Linked DNA regions of Homo sapiens: region 1 is linked to region 2. A link is a contact called in ENCODE Hi-C or POLR2A ChIA-PET data. All regions are on one chromosome and are shown on one strand. Each heading gives the region's core, a stretch centred on a gene start or an enhancer-like site at or near the end of the contact. The rest is flanking DNA. Distances are from core to core; before and after follow the strand shown.

Region 1 (5,545 bases), core at 2,537-5,036, 130 kb after region 2:
CATGTGCTCAGCTAGTTGAATATATGTGTTATATCCACACTGTGGAATACTGGGTACAGAAAAAAGAACTATGTTCTGATATAAAACATTTTCTAAGATGTGTTGCTAAGAGAAAAATAAAGTGCAAAACTGTATAGCATGCTGTCATGAATAGAATAAATGACTCTAAAATGTGTATATGTAGACAGTCTTTGAAATGATATAAAAAAGCTGGTAGACGTTGCCTCTGGAGAGGGGCAGTGGATGGCTGGGAGGTGGGGTGGTGTTGCTTTTTGTACTCTTGGAATTTTGAACCATGTGAATATATCTTAATAAATAAATGGTTCAATTAAAATAAAATGGCTGTTTGCTATTGGTGCCCCACTCAGAACCCTTTACTGACCAGCACAGACATCTCCCACCTGCCTTGAGCACAAGCTGCCTGCAAATGGCTCACAGCCAGTATAGTTCTCTGAAGACTTGTGCTTGGTCAATTGGGGGCCACCTTGCTCAGAAGGTTATGTCTCCCCATGTCCCCTAAGGGCAGCCCATGGCCTATGACTTCCTTACCTGGGCTACAACAGCCACCCCTTGCTTCGTGTTGGTACTAACTCTGCATACAATTCATGCCCCAGAGTTCCCCATCAGAGCAGGCTGAAAGAAGTCTTCAGGCAAGACCACATCCTTGCTTAGCTGTACCCACTCCTGTCCGGCTTGCCTCCCACACTTACAGGTTATTCCCAAGGAGTACTTTCTTAATAGCCACATGCATCTGAACCCTTGCCTCAGGCTCTCCTTCTAGGGAACCCTATCTAAGATACCTAGCTTAAGGGAAGGGAACTAACTGGAATTAAGTCCTCTCCATATTAATGTGTTGAGTCAAGTGCTCTACAGTGCAACATCCTATGAGGAGGGGCCTACAGGCACCATCCCCATTTAACAGATGAGGAATCTCAGAAGTTGAGGCACCAACTTGAGATCACACTTCAGGGCAAAGAGGGAGGCGGGGGTCCCAGAGCCCACATCTCTTCCCCTGCACCTGCTCCTGACTTTTTAGGCAGATTTACAGGGAAATCTTCCTGAATCCAGACTTAGCAGCTTCTCTGCACACAGGATATAGTTCCTGTACATGGTCTCTACCATAGTCCTCACTGCCTGTAGCCAGGCGTGGCCCTAGGGGCTGGGATGGCATAGGTGATGGGCCAAAACCACTCAGGATGGCAGGACCCGGAGGGCATGTCTGGGGAAGGCTGTCATGATCCCAAGGCTCTGGTGTTCTTGGCCTCCCCCAGCACATGGGATTCCAGCTCTAGCTGATCACCTGATATAATTTTGATCAAGGGAGGTGTTTGCATACTTCCAAGGATGGGCAGCTCAGCACATGGCAAGGCAGCCTGTTGTGTCTATGGACAAGTTATAGAGGGCAGAAAGGTTTTCCTATTTGCATTGTAAGTGTGATTAACAGCATGAACCTGAGCACTCAAGGGCCGTGGAACAGGGGCTGCTCCTTCCACCCTAGAGGTAGCCCTGCTGAAATGGGGCTTTGGGCATCCTGGGCTCTGATTTGCCTTCTGCAGCTCCCACAGTCCCCTGCAGTCAGTCCCCTGCCCTCCTCCGGCTGCTTCTCCTGGTGCCTTCCTGAGAGCATTTTAATCAGAGCTGCTTCTCCCTCTCTCTCTATTCTAGTTTGATGGTGACAGTGCCTACGTGGGGATGAGTGACGGAAACCCAGAGCTCCTGTCAACCAGCCAGGTGGGTGCCTCATCCTCCCTGAACGGGTGTCTTAAGATTTGGGCTGGCTGGATCTGAGCTGTTCCTGGGTGGAGGTAGGGGGTGCAGAATGGGGCCAGCACAGCCCGCTGCTGTCTTCTCTCTGAATGATCAAGAATAGCAATAGTCTCCTTAAAAGGTACAATCAAAGTGGGACTATAGTGTTCGTAAATTAACTACCTGGCTACTGTTGGCTTAAAATGGATTGGGAACTTGATGAAACTTGAAATGTATTGCCCATACTCCCCACGCTTGGGGCAGCTTTTCAGCAGCAGTGAGTTGAGGTGCCTGCTGCTCTCTGGTGCCGCCTGCCTCTTGCCACCACACAGCACCCACGGGGACATGTTCTGGTTTGGATGCACACATGCCCTTGCGTAGGCATGCATGGTTCTCCTGCCTGCTGGGAGTTGTTGAAGGCCACAGGGGAGGGTTGTGGACAGGGCACAAGGAAAGAGAGCAGAAGGTCTTACTGGTGGCAAAGGAAGCAGAGTCATTCCTGGGCAAGGCTGTCTCGAACCCCAGCCTGGCCCTCTGGGGGGTCATAGTTGCCAGTTGGAATCAGATTTTCCACTGAGAGCCTGGTCTCTGAAAATTAATGTTTCTCTCAGCTGGGAGCATCCTCACTATAGACTATGATGCCACAGAGGGTCCTTGCTGCAGGCTGAGGGTCCAGGGAGGGTCTCCCTGCAGAATGTGATGCCAGGGTGGGTCCTCACTGCAGGCTGGGACCCCAGGGAGGGTTCTCACTCTAGGCTGAGATCAGGGAGGGTCCTCACTGCAGGCCAGGACCCTGGGGAATGTCATCCCTACAGAAAGTGATGCAAGGGTGGGTCCTCACTGAAGGCTGGGGCCCCAGGGAGGGTCCTCACTGCAGGCGGGGGCCCCAGGGAGAGTCCTTACTGCAGGCCGGAACCCCAGGGAGGGTCCTCATGGCAGAATGTGATACCAGGAAGTATTCTCATTACAGGCATGGCATCGTGGAGGATGGTTCCCTAAGGCAGTGGTGCTTGCTGGGTGGGACCAGCTCGGGACACTGATTGGAGAGCCAAGGAGGGTTATAGCTGCTGAGAAACTTGGGAAGCTGGAGGGCAACCCCGGCCCTGGAGCTGACCTCTACCCTCTGTCTCTGCCATTGTGGGGGCTATGGCAGTCCAAGTTGGGTGGCCCCTCAGCCATCAGGCTGGGCACATATTTTCCAGATGGGGCAATAGAAGCCTATTAATTCACAAATATTTATGTCCCTATTCTGTGACAGGTCCCATGGAGGCCATAGATGAGTAAGACATGGGCCTGTGGCCCTAGGGGGCACTACTAGTGAGGAAGATACTGTAGTCTCAGTGGGGCATGGAAGCTCTGCTGCAGGGTGCTGCGCCCCCTCCCCTGCCGCTGCAGGATCGCTCATGCCGGGGCCACCATACCATGCCCCTCTCTGGCCTGTCCCTGTGTGAGCATAATGCTGCTGCTGCAAAGCTGCCTTTATATTGCATTGACATGCGCCAACATGCAAGACTGGTGGGCAAGACTCCAGGCCTTGGAAGTGGTTATTTTGGAAGAGTACACTGATGTCATTTAATTGTACATAATCAACTGAAGTCTCATCTCAGCAGACCAGAGTTAGCCCTGACATCTCATCTGAGCCTTTTCACAATGTTTAAATAGTATTTTTGTTAACATATTGAGCCCTGGTTTTCAGAACTATATTATGGTGAATTCTGTTCTGGAACCTACTGGAAAGCATTGGCAATGTCCTTCCACCAAGAAGGAAAAGTGGGACTCAGTGGGGCTCTGTGTCTGCTCTAGGCCTCGGCAGAGGAGAGCACAGTCGTTTGGAGAGGAGACTTGGTACAAATAAATGTCACCCTCCCCAAACCATTAACAGTCATATCCTCAACAATTCCCCCAACACTTTGCAGCTTGCAAAGCCTTTTTCTCAATGGTTATTTCAGCTAATCTTCACAACAGCCTCGAGAATGAGTAGACGTTATTGTTCAGTCAATTTTATAGATGATGCAACTGAAGATCAAGGATGTTGGCTGATTCAATCAAGGTGACTCAGCCAGGGAGCACTAGAGCTGGCATTCAAACTTGTGAAGCTCAGACTCGGAGCTCCACAAGCCTCCCTTGCCTTGTCCACTGACTTGCCTCAGCCTAAATGTCACTTCTGCAGAGAGCTCTTTGTGACTGCCAAACCCACGTTAGGTCCCCTTTCCATGATTCTCATTAAAATGGCACCAGGTCTTTTTAATTCATAGTGACAAAAATTCATAATTTTTGTCACAGTGGTCATCTACTTACCTTGTGATGACTTAGTTAATGCCTGATTTCCACCCTAAACTGTGACCACCATGGGGAAAGGATCTGGTCTCTCTGGTCCAATGCTGTGTATCCCAGTGGGGCATAGTGTCTGGAACACCGAGAGCACTCAGAAAATATTTGTGTAATGAGTGATGGTAGCCCCTGCTCTTCTCTGAACTTCAATGTCCCTAACAGTGGAACAAGGTGGTTGGACTTCCTGAGGGTCCTTCTAAATCTTTTATGCTGTGACCCAGAGGGTCTCCCTAACTTAGGACTTTATGAAGAAGATATCAAAATTCTCTGAGATTAATTAAGTCTAGCCAGTGGCATGAGCCAATCTTAATGTGAACAAATTTTGCAATTGCAGTTAGATTTCTTATAGTGTATCCGTTAGTTTTTCCTGCATAACAAACACCTCAAAACTTAGTGGCTTAAAACAACAAATGTTTATCTGGTTAATGATTTTGTGGGTCAGCAGTTTAACTGAGTTCAGTTGGGTGGTTCTTCTGGCCTTGCTTAGGATCACTTTAGCAGCAGCAATACATTGCCAGATCAGCAGTGGGCTGGTTGGTATGGGAGGCTCACCTGTGTTCCACATGGTCTCTCAGCTTCCAGCAGGCTAGCTCCAGGTTGTTCACATGGTAGGAGAAGGGTTCCCAGAGCAGCAAGAGCAGAAATTGCAAGATTTCTTGAGGTCCAGGCTTGAAATAAACACACATCTACTTCCAACACATTCTATTGGTCAAAGCCAGTCACAGGACCAGCCTAGATCAAGGAATGGAGAAATAGCCTCTACCTCTTGATGGGAAAGGCTGCAAAATATTGTGGCCTTTTTACAAACTACCACATGTAGGAAACATATGGGATATGATTCATGATGATTTTGTTGAAAAATAACTTAGACTTTTCTGGTACCTATAGCTCCTTGCAGCTCAGTGGGACCCTACTAGCTTCTAGACTTGAATGATGAAAGTTCTATATATTTCCTTCCTCTTTTCCCTGGAGTGCTTCTTGAACTCACAACGCGAGCGCGCGCGCACACACACACACACACACACATACACACATACACGTGAACACCCTCTCACAATGTGTTGTCTCATCAACTGCAAGAATTGTATTGTCCAAATTACTGGATTAAGGATTGACATCAACATTTGGGTAAAATGAAGCCCTCACAGCCACTAGAGGATTCAGAGGATAAACACTCTAAATGGCTTAAAATATGTTTTATAAATACAGTTAAATACAAGGTTCACCCAATCAGCAAATGTTTATTGGACACCTGTTATATGCAAGGCTGTGAATATCAGTGGGAAGCCATTTCTGGAAAACATTTGCTTCCAGAACATCCAATCAATATATGTATATATTTTTGAGATGGAGTCTCACTGTCACCCAGGCTGGAGTGCAGTAGCTTGATCTCGGCTCACTGCAACCTCCACCTCCTGGGTTCAAGTGATTCTCCAGCCTCAGCCTCCCGAGTAGCTGGGATTACAGG
Region 2 (5,451 bases), core at 1,417-3,916:
GCTTCCCTCCCAGGGATGGATCCCCATGCAGTTCCGATCTTCTCCTTGCACGTTTGGAGGCTGGGGCTATTATCAATATCTTTACACACTAAACATTTACTTTGTGTAGGTAGATTCCTACACAAGTAGTAGGATTGCTAGATCAAAGGGCAAGGACATTTAAGATTGTAATTGATGCTGCTGCCGAGTTATTTTTTGCTATTATGGTAGCAAGTCACACTCGTCCTCCGTGCGGGTGAATGGATCCAGATGCACGTGGTTGTCAGTCCAGGCAGGGAAGTGGATGAGTAGGGAGGCACAAGGGAGCTTAAGAGGAATGGGGGCGTGTTCTGCCTTTTTTTTTTTTTTTGAGGCAGAGTCTCGCTCTGTTGCCCAGGCTGGAGTGCAGTGGCACAATCTCGGCTCACTGCAAGCTCCGCCTCCCAGGTTCACGCCATTCTCCTGCCTCAGCCTCCTGTGTAGCTGGGACTGCAGGCGCCCACCACCAAGCCTGGCTAATTTTTTGCATTTTTTTTTTAGTAGAGACAGGGTTTCACCGTGTTAGCCAGGATGGTCTCGATCTCCTGACCTTGTGATCCACCTGCCTTGGCCTCCCACAGTGCTGGGATTACAGGCATGAGCCACCGCGCCCGGCCTGCCTTTTTTTTTTTTTAAGAGACAGGATCTCACTATGTTGCCCAGGCTGGTCTCAAACTCCTGGGCTTGAGCGATCTACCCACCTCAGCCTCCCAAAGTGCTGGGATTAGAGGCATGAGGCACCGTGCCTGGCGTGAGTTCTGCTTTGCAGAAAGGATGCTGGGGGTGAGATGTATCAAAGACAGTGCAGCGGAGTGGATGTCACTCCCTCCCACCCCTATGTGGACTTCTTTCCTATTCTTCTTTTCTTGTGGGCCTTCTTATATTCCTGGGCAAGAGGGAACATCCAGGGTCAGGCTAGTGAGCACCTCCTTACATTTTGCACTTTGTCCCAGACCTGGCAAAATCATACCCATTTTACAGATGAAGAAAGTAAGGCTCAGGGCAGTGCAACGAGTGTCCAAGATCACAGGACCTTTAGCTGTGTCCCTTCTCCGAGGACTCCTGTGGAATGTAAGGGAGGCAGGATGGGGTCCTCCAGGGAGAACAGCCTGGCCAATAAGCAGAAGGGGCCTGGAGTCGGGGTGATTCTGGGGGTGCCACTAACTTAGCTTGGCAATCCTGGCTCCCCACCTCTCAGGCCACAGCTATGGCACCTGGAAAATGGGTGGGTGGACTTAGATTAAGGGTTACAAAAAGAAATGGCTACAGAGGACCCAGGAGACAAGTAGATCTGGCCGGTACACGGTTCTGAGACTTTGTGGATGCCAGGCCTGGGGTACTGTGCAATGATGGGGCATGCTAGGGCCTGGGCACTAGAGATGATGTCCTGGCTGAAGGAGCAGCCTCTACTCATGCTGGGAGCAGGGTCCCAGGAGGGGAGGCTGGTGCAGTATTGCCAGCATTTTTTCTTTTCTTTTCTGTTTTTTAAGACAGAGTCTTGCTCTGTTGCCCAGGCTGGAGGGCAATGGTGCAATCTCAGCTCACTGCAACCTCCATGTCCCAGGTTCAAGCAATTCTCCTGTCTCAGCCTCCTGAGTAGCTGGGATTACAGGCACACACCACAATGCCCGGCTAATTTTTTTGTATTTTTAATAAAGATGTGGTTTCACCATGTTGGCCAGGCTGGTCTTGAACTCCTGACCTCAAGTGATCCACTCACCTCGGCCTCCCAAAGTGCTGGGATTACAGGCATGAGCCACCATGCCCAGCTCCAGCATTTCTTTGGAGAAAGTGAAAACTTGGGTTTTCTTTCTCTTTTTTTTTGAGATGGAGTCTCACTCTGTCTCCCAGGTTGGAGTGCAATGGTATGATCTCGGCTTACTGCAACCTCCTCCTCCCGGGTTCAAGCGATGCTCCTGCCTCAGCCTCCTGAGTAGCTGGGATTACAGGTGTGCGCCACCATGCCTGGCTAATTTTTGTATTTTTAGTACAGACAGCGTTTCACCATGTTGGCCAGGCTGGTCTCGAGCTCCTGACCTCAGGTGACTCGCCTGCCTCAGCCTCCCAAAGTGCTGGGATTACAGGTGTGAGCCACTGTGCCTGGCCAAAACTTGGGTTTTTCCAGCAGTATGGAGTTGTGAAAGGCTGGCCATTCGCGGGGTTTGGGAGCCATCCCTTAGGCCTCCTGGGACTCTCAACCCTTTGCAATCCTCATGATCAAACACTCCTGACCTTTCTGAGCCATGGGCCTCTTCTCTGAGCACATCTTTTAAATGCACAAAATAAAAATATATTAGATTACAAAGGATTCCAATTATGTTGAAACATGGTTATCAAAATATTAAAAACACTTTTGATATAGTAATAAATGTACTTCTTCATTAATGCACTAAATAACAAGCGCTAGGGACAGGTCTAATTAGCATCTTAACTTTGAAGTGGTACTGGGTGTAAACGATCTATGGAGATAGTAGCAATGACTGTAATGCGATATGAAAATATCTATATTTCTTTTGGTGACAAAGCCAAGAACACCACTAATACAACTGTGGTTTGTTGTTGACATTCGCAAGGGAAGGAAATGCTAACTTTCAGGGCAGTGGTGCTGAAGAGACAGATGTAATATTTTTTCCACCTCCCAAGATTACCAACTCCCTCCGTGAGGATCCCCTGTCATTCATGGGGTTAGGGGTGAACAGGACGGGGCTCGGACCCCAGGGTGAAGTGCTCATGACCAGAGGCCCTTCCATGGCTAAAACTAGGGGCGCAACAGGAGCTGATCCCCAGGGCAGGCCTCCCGCAGCAGGCAAACCTGAGATCTGGGAAGGGCCTGCCCTTCCTCCCTGCGGCCCTGGTGAGTCACAAAACGTCCTTTCTCAGGAAGACCAAATATAAACAGTTCAGGATTATCTTGAGAACAAGATGTTTGTTTACTTTCTAAAATTGCAGACATGGCAAAGTGCTGAGGCCTACAACTGCAATTAATAATAATTTAGGCCCATCGCTCCCAGGGCAGAGCTGCATCTCCGTGTTAGAGACAAAGACCCATCTTTTCCTTGTTTTGTGTTCAGGCAACATGACGTTATTTCTCCCTAGTCATAGATATTTTTATTGCTTGTATCACCCCAGATTATACAAGCAATACATGCTCATTGTAAAAATTTCAAAATACTACAGAAAGTAAAATTTTCCCCATTTTAACTCATTCCCAGAGAGAACCGCTAATAATGTATTCGATCCACTGTGCTTTTCGTCTCCATGCCTGTACTCACACACATTACCGTTCATATAATTTCTTTTTCCAAATGGCATTCTGTGAAAATTGTTCTACAACTTGCACTTTTTTTTTTTTTTTTTTTTTTTTTTTTTTTGAGATGGAGTCTTGCTCTGTCACCCAGGCTCGAGTGCTCGGCTCACTGCAGCCTCTACCTCCTGGGTTCAAGCGATTCTCCTGCCTCAGCCTCCCAAGTAGCTGGGACTACAGGCACCTGCCATCACACCTGGCTAATATGTGTACTTTTGGTAGAGACGGGGTGTCACCATGTTGGCCAGGCTGGTCTCAAACTCCTGACCTCAGGCGATCCACCCGCCTCGGCCTCCCAAAGTGCTGGGATTACAGGCGGGAGCCACTGCGCCTGGTCTCAACTTGTACTTTTCACTGAAGATATCATAAATATTATTTGTTGATATGTCTGTCTCCTCAATTAGAAATTGGAGTTTCAGAAAAGGAAATACAGTACTTTATAAATCTTTTTAAATCAATGCGCCTTACCCAACAATTCATACATAATAGGATTCAACAAATATTTGCTGAGCTAGTGACCAAATTAATAAATACATAAATTTGTTTTTCAAAAAATAAATTGTGAACACCTTTGTATGTTCATTAAACAATACTTCATTGTTGCAGGGCTCCTGAGAGCTAAGTTGTAGGGACGTGACTGAATTTTTCAATGACCACTCACAGGTACATGGGTTGTTTCCAATTTTTCAAACCTGTTCTGCCCCAAACATCCTTAAAACATATATATCTTTGTATGCTTCTTTATGCATTTTTTAGACTCAAAGAAAGGCCTATTTAGATTGTACCAAATTACAAACCTATCACCACAGAATCTTTTTTATCTGTTCCCTCACCAACACTGAGTGTTTATTTATTTAGTGGATGTGAATGCACTTTATTCAACAAAAATGAGGCCTATTTCAAATATGCCAAAGGTGCTTCTATAATTCTTTCTAGTAACATTTCTAATTGGATTTTTATTCTTTTGAATATTTCAAAAGATAATATACTTTGAACAATTTCAAGCTTGTGGAAAAATTGCTAGAACAATACATAGTACTACCATATAGCCCTCACCAAGATCATCAAATTCTTAACATTTTATCACATTCTGGCTTGTGCGTGTGCTCTCTCTCTCTCTGTCTCTCTGTCTCTCTCTCCTTCCATTATTCTCTTTCTGAATCTTTGGAGGGCAAGCTGCACACATAGTATTCCATCATCTTTAAACACAGTCGTGTGTATTTCACCAGACCAAGTTCATTCTCTACCTAACCCCAATGCAACCCTCCAAATCAAGAAATCAACATCAGTACAAACACCACCACCCAATCCATGGACCCCATTCAAGCGTCCCAACAATTTGTCTTTTCCCCTCTGGTCCAGAACCTTCTCCAAGAACATGTATTGCATTTAGTTCTTGTGCATTTTCAGTTTCCTACAAGCTGGAACAGTTTCTCATTTTGCCCTGTCTTTTGAATCCTCAATGGTTTTTTTTTTTTTTTTTTTTTTTTTGAGACGGAGTCTCGCTCTGTTGCCCAGGCCGGACTGCGGACTGCAGTGGCGCAATCTCGGCTCACTGCAAGCTCCGCTTCCCGGGTTCACGCCATTCTCCTGCCTCAGCCTCCCGAGTAGCTGGGACTACAGGCGCCCGCCACCGCGCCCGGCTAATTTTTTGTATTTTTAGTAGAGACGGGGTTTCACCTTGTTAGCCAGGATGGTCTCGATCTCCTGACCTCATGATCCACCCGCCTCGGCCTCCCGAAGTGCTGGGATTACAGGCGTGAGCCACCGCGCCCGGCCTCCTCAATGGTTTTAAAGGGCTCCATTCTCTAGGGTGATACTCAACTCAGATCCATCTGAAGTTTCCTTGTGTCCACACTCAGCCCATGTTCCTGGGCAAGGAGGCCGCAGGATGCTGCTGCATTATTTCAGTGTATCATCTCAGGAGGCACAAGACGGTGACCACCTCTGGAGGTGTTAATCTCGACCACCAGGTCATCTTGGTGCCTGCCAGGTTTCCCCAGCGTATTTTTATTTTATTTTATTTTATTTATTTTTGAGACGGAGTTTAGCTCTTGTTGCCCAGGCTGGAGTGCAATGGCGCAATCTCAGCTTACTGCGATCTCCATCTCCCGGGTTCAAGCGATTCT

The links. A loop is a pair of places that touch in the nucleus more often than their neighbours do. ChIA-PET counts read pairs that join two places held with the same protein, here RNA polymerase II (POLR2A). Pooled maps may share reads with other maps.
Region 1: a loop to region 2 is called in a pooled map, with 3 times the contacts of the local background. The contact joins two enhancer-like sites. A Hi-C loop is called at or near these places in 1 of 168 maps with a recorded cell type or tissue (mammary epithelial cell) and 1 of 50 pooled maps. POLR2A ChIA-PET finds 5 or more read pairs at or near these places in 3 of 52 experiments (A549, HEK293T and Panc1).

Annotation. Positions count from the first base shown.
Region 1 is chr20:43,971,702-43,977,246 of GRCh38, forward strand. TOX2 (TOX high mobility group box family member 2) reads left to right here. Exons shown (of 9, transcript NM_001098797.2): 2 at 1,666-1,731. Among named protein-coding and RNA genes, the nearest start is that of TOX2, 60 kb to the left of the region's middle. Within about 2 kb of position 3,787, at least 4 of the 41 ENCODE cell types and tissues checked have a DNase peak (open chromatin) inside an H3K27ac peak, as active enhancers do.
Region 2 is chr20:43,847,130-43,852,580 of GRCh38, forward strand. No RefSeq gene overlaps it. Among named protein-coding and RNA genes, the nearest start is that of LINC01728, 45 kb to the right of the region's middle. Within about 2 kb of position 2,667, at least 7 of the 41 ENCODE cell types and tissues checked have a DNase peak (open chromatin) inside an H3K27ac peak, as active enhancers do.